2 separate regions of the Homo sapiens genome follow, and region 2 is linked to region 1. Evidence: chromatin loops called from intact Hi-C (ENCODE). Cell type or tissue: endothelial cell of umbilical vein. All regions are shown on one strand. Region 1 holds the start of ADRB1 (adrenoceptor beta 1). Region 2 has its middle 57 kb from the start of ADRB1.

Region 1 (2,500 bases):
GAGTTGGCGTAGCCCAGCCAGTTGAAGAAGACGAAGAGGCGGTCGGGCACCAGCTCGCGGTGGAAGGCCTTCACCACGTTGGCCAGGAAGAAGGGCAGCCAGCAGAGCGTGAAGACGCCCATGATGATGCCCAGCGTCTTGAGCGCCTTCTGCTCGCGCAGGGCCACGAGGCGCGAGGGCCGCCGCTTACCCGCACGCCCGTTGGCCAGCGGGGCGGTGGCGGCGGCGGCGGCGGGGCGCGGGGGTCCGGGCGGCGGCGCGGGCGCGGGGACGGGCGAGGGCGAGGGCGAGGGCGGCCGCGCTGGGCCGCCGAGGAAACGGCGCTCGCAGCTGTCGATCTTCTTCACCTGCTTCTGGGCCTCGCGGAACACCCGCAGGTACACGAAGGCCATGATGCACAGGGGCACGTAGAAGGAGACTACGGACGAGGCGATGGCGTAGGCCCGGTTGGTGACGAAGTCGCAGCACTTGGGGTCGTTGTAGCAGCGGCGCGCCTCGTCGCTCTCCGCCCGCCACCAGTGCATGAGGATGGGCAGGAAGGACACCAGGGCCGAGATGGCCCACACGGTGCACACGAGGCCCCGCGCCCGCGCGCGCGTCAGCAGGCTCTGGTAGCGGAAGGGCGAGGTGATGGCGAGGTAGCGGTCCAGGGCAATGACACACAGGGTCTCGATGCTGGCCGTCACGCACAGCACGTCCACTGAGGTCCACAGCTCGCAGAAGAAGGAGCCGTACTCCCAGCGGCCCCACACCACGATGGTGGCCCCGAACGGCACCACCAGCAGCCCCATGACCAGGTCGGCGCTGGCCAGGGACATGATGAAGAGGTTGGTGAGCGTCTGCAGCCGCGGCGTCTTGGCGATGGCCACGATCACCAGCACATTGCCCGCCACGATGAGCAGCACGATGAGCGCCATCAGCAGACCCATGCCCGCTGTCCACTGCTGAGACAGCGGCTCGGGGCTTTCGCTGGCGGGAGGCAGCAACGAGGCGGGCGGCGACGCGGGCACCAGCAGCCGCGCCGCGGTGGCCGCGCCGTCGGGGAGCGGTGCGGCCGACGACAGGTTACCGGGCTCGGAGGCGCCCAGGACGAGCACCCCCGCGCCCATGCCGAGCTGCGGAGGCCGGGGGCGGGGGGTGTGGCAGGGCTGGGCCGTGGTTGGGGAACACCCCAGAAGCCCGGGCGGCGTGGTGCGCAGAGGGAGGTCGCGGCCGGGTCAGGGCAGCCGCGGCGCGGGGCCGGAGGCATGGGCGCCGGGCGCCTTTCCCGCAGGAGCCGAGCGCTGTCGCTGCCGCTGCCGCCGCCGCCGCCGCCGCCGCTGCTGCTGGAGCCGCTGCCGCTGCTGGAAGAGCCGCCGGGACTTCAGCATGTTTCTGAGCGCGCCGGGCCCGCAGCTCCGGCACCCAGCACCCACCCCACCCCGCTCCCACTCCCCAAGCCAACCCCCGGGGCCTCGCGTCAGGCTCCTGCAGCCAATCCGGGCAAAGGCACGCCCCCGTCTGGTCTGCACCCCCACCTCCAACTCCCCGCACCCCCCTCCCGTTGGCAATTGAGCGGCTCCTGAGAGTCCCGAGCTGATCGCGTAGCTAGTGCCTCCCGTGCGCCCGCGGGTTCCTGCGGACGCACCCCTTCCTGCGCCCGCTGGTTCCTGGTCCCTGTTCCCCCGCGCCCCCTTCCGCGCCTGGCTCCCCCCGGGGCCCCGTCCCCTCCCTCAGCCCCCACTCGCTCCCGCACCCACTCCTGCGCCCCGTTTGCCTCCCGCACCCGCTCCTGCGCCCCGTTTGCCTCCCGCACCCGCTCCTGCGCCCCGTTTGCCTCCAGCACTCGGCTCCCTCCTGCGCCCCCGCTCCCCCCGCATCCCCTCGACCTGCAGTTCCGGGGTTCTCTGCGGAACAGAGCGCTAGCTCCCTTGAGCGGGGAGGGGACCTTGGTGTTCAGGAAGCGCCAGAGCGCCTGGGACAGCTTGTCCGCCAGGCTTGGAGGAGTTTGCCCTGCGAGCTTGGTTGTGATGTGGGGCAGCCTAGCAGGGTGTGTGTAAAACCCTTCCCCCGTCAAGACGGGACCCAGCCAGCATGCGTCGTGACAGCTTGGGGGATTGGAGGTGGGTGTTAGTGGTTAGAAGAAACTTCCCAGCAGAGCGGGTTGCTGGAGCCAAGCGCGCATCTGTCAAGAATGCTCTCTGGGCGCTGTTCTTGCAAGGATCCTCTGTTGAACCTCGAGTGCAGTAGATGTGGAAAGGAAGCGAAGGTTTGTGCATCTAACAGCTAACGCTGAGGGCCCTTTGGAATCGTACACACTCCTCAGTCCTAGCTAATGAACGTGTGAGCATGATGCAAAAATGTATGCTCATGATATGAAAGGAGAGGCTTAGGGAGACAGAAACGTTGAGATACAGAGTAAACGATACCACCGCGAGGGGGAAAAAACGCGTTTAATTACATTTTAGACTTTTCAATGATAACACCTGTATTTTGTGTTTTATTACTCATGTGATTTTAT
Region 2 (2,500 bases), 57 kb before region 1:
GGGTTTCACCGTTTTAGCCGGGATGGTCTCGATCTCCTGACCTCGTGATCCGCCCGCCTCGGCCTCCCAAAGTGCTGGGATTACAGGCGTGAGCCACCGCGCCCGGCCAATCATTCTTATTTCTGGAGAAAAACCAAAGGTAGCTAATGCCAAGGCCCCTGGTTTAAGAACCAAGTCCCCTCTCCCATTTCCACACGGTAGATGCTGATTCCAGATTGCAGCTGGACCTGCTGACCTGAGAGAGTGCCCGTGGTCTGGAAAGGATCCATGTGAGGGAGACAGGACAAGGACCTTACAGTCTGAGAGAACACAGTATGGCGATGACAGGGAGCAGGGATCCCGGGTGGTACGCGAGGAAGGGACTGTCCTGTGGTGGATGCTGTTCCTCTTACGTGTACCCTAAGCCACCGTCAATTCCTAGCCCTGTGTGGGTGTCGGGAGCTGCTCAGGGTCTCCCCTCTGACAGAGGTATGATGTTCTCACTGATGAGCCACTGGCCTTTGCTGTCAGCTGAGACGTTGGCAAAGCACCTCCTCCTCACCCAGCCCCTCTGCAAGTGGTGGCCATGTGGCCACATGGCTTTCTGGTAAAGGATCTATTTCTTGGCTTGGCGAAGAAGGAGGGAGAGAAGCATTTTCCTGCTTCCAGATGAAGTCAACACAATCATTTCCTTCTTCCCTCCCCACTCTGCAGGCCGGGAGCTGGGCGCTTTCTCTCTCTGGCTTCCTGGAAAGGGTTATTGGAAACGGGGCCGTACGTGAATCAAAGGATGCAGAGCGAGGAGGGAACCGAGCCTGCCACGGTCAGGGGCGGCGCGAGGCGGGGAGCCCAGGCTCTGCGGAGGGAAAAGCCGGGCGCGGAGGAGCTTCACCCTCTTTTCGGAGCCCTGTCATTTATTTGTCCCAGTGTCTGAGCAGAGCTTTGAACGGTGCCGTCGAAGTGGAAAGCGAGCTGGGAAGAGCTCCCGTTTGGAGCTTCCAGCCGCTTCGTTCCGACTGCAGCTGCCAGCCCCTGTGGCTTCCCAGCTTATCACTGGCTGCGGTTTCCCACGGCGTGAACCACGGCCCTGACCTTCTGTTTCCGTCCAGAGCCCACGCTTCACTGGCTTTTAGGATTTTCCGAGGGATCGCCTGTCTCCGTCGGCGCCCCTGTCCTCCCCGCCTCCTCCTTCTGCTCCGGGTCCCTGGCAGCTCTGGGATGCGGAGCCAGGCTTCCCTCCTCCCTGAGAACTCCGGTCCCCTCTCATGTCGTTCTCTCCCTCTGTAGGTGCGTTTCTGGCTTGATAGGGAATTTTTCTCACGGAGCCACTTCCACGTGGAGTAGGAGAATTTTTACTTTTGTGGCTGAGTACGTTTCTGGAGCTTGGATAATAATACTGGGACATATCTAGCAATGTGCAGACTTGCTTTTCACGGTGAGTGAAAAGTACGACTTTTACTATTAAGAACTCTGTTGTGCTGCGTTAAGAGCTGGAACTGAGTCCTCATTTGAGGACTGTTAGGAAGATGGACAATCACCCACCATTCCCCGGGAACCACATCCGATGCGTGCACGTTACCGTGCCTGTCTGGAGACCAGCGGACTTCAATTCGCCTTACTTCAAAGGTCACTGGGAGGGAAGGTTGGGTGCCTCACTCATGGTCTGACATATCTGAGTCACACATCTCCCAAGCCACCATGTCACAGCCCGGGTGGGGCACCAGCCTCTCCACTCAGCATGAGGATTACAGGTTTGAAGTTGGCTTTTGTTGACACAATTGGAACCATTGCCAATTGTTTATATTTTGATAAGGATCTAACAATCATCTTGAAAACCACAAAGATGGTGATCATGAAGACACAAAGGCATATTTCTAATGAATTCAAGTTCATGTATGTTATCTAAATCAATGAGTAGGAAATTGAATTCTCAAAACACTGAGGTTTTGGTCTTGGAGCTGGGCAGGGTGCGAAATCATCATCTAGGGCGGTCGTTCGGCGGAACCTGGCTCAGAACACAGAATGTGGCCATCTGGCGGTTGCACATATGGATTACGTCTCTGTCACTTTCAGCAGTTACTATTACTTTTTTCTTTAGACAGTCTTGCTCTGTCGCCCAGGCAAGATCAGGGGCGTGATCTTAACTCAACAATCTCTGCCTCCTGGGTTCAAGCAATTCTCCTGCCTCAGCCTCCCAAGTAGCTGGGATTACACACCTATGCCACCATGTCTGGCTAATTTTTGTATTTTTAGTAGAGGCAGGGTTTCGTCATGTTGGCTGGGCTGGTCTTGAACTCCTGACCTCAGGTGATCCGCCCACCTCGGCCTCCCAAAGTGCTGGGATTACAGGCGTGAACCACTGCACCCAGCCCAGCAGTTAGTATTTTAACCAAGTAGTGCCTAATCTCTGCTCCCCTGATAAACTCAGCAGCGACCCCCTGCCCTGTATCCCACGCTACTCCACTTCCAGCAGGGACAAAAGCGTTTTCCAGCCCTTTCAGCAAGGGGGAGTGCTCTGCCC

Evidence for each region. Peaks named below come from ENCODE experiments on the same cell type or tissue, not always from the same donor. Only the 100,000 strongest peaks of a DNase experiment are listed, where the experiment ranks them.
Region 2: a loop joins it to region 1, with 4 times the contacts of the local background. A loop is called at or near these places in 15 of 110 quality-filtered maps.

What each region holds. Positions count from the first base shown.
Region 1 is chr10:114,042,742-114,045,241 of GRCh38, reverse strand. ADRB1 (adrenoceptor beta 1) reads right to left here and starts at 1,376. Exons shown (of 1, transcript NM_000684.3): 1 at 1-1,376. The coding sequence starts at 1,109. RefSeq lists silencers at 1,279-1,338, 1,409-1,688 and an enhancer at 1,959-2,008. In endothelial cell of umbilical vein, no CTCF peak of the experiment used is centred here; a DNase peak (open chromatin) is centred at 1,461; H3K4me3 peaks cover 1,410 bases; H3K27me3 peaks cover 363 bases.
Region 2 is chr10:114,099,581-114,102,080 of GRCh38, reverse strand. No RefSeq gene overlaps it. Among named protein-coding and RNA genes, the nearest start is that of ADRB1, 57 kb to the right of the region's middle. In endothelial cell of umbilical vein, no CTCF peak of the experiment used is centred here; no DNase peak of the experiment used is centred here; H3K4me3 peaks cover 713 bases; H3K27me3 peaks cover 266 bases.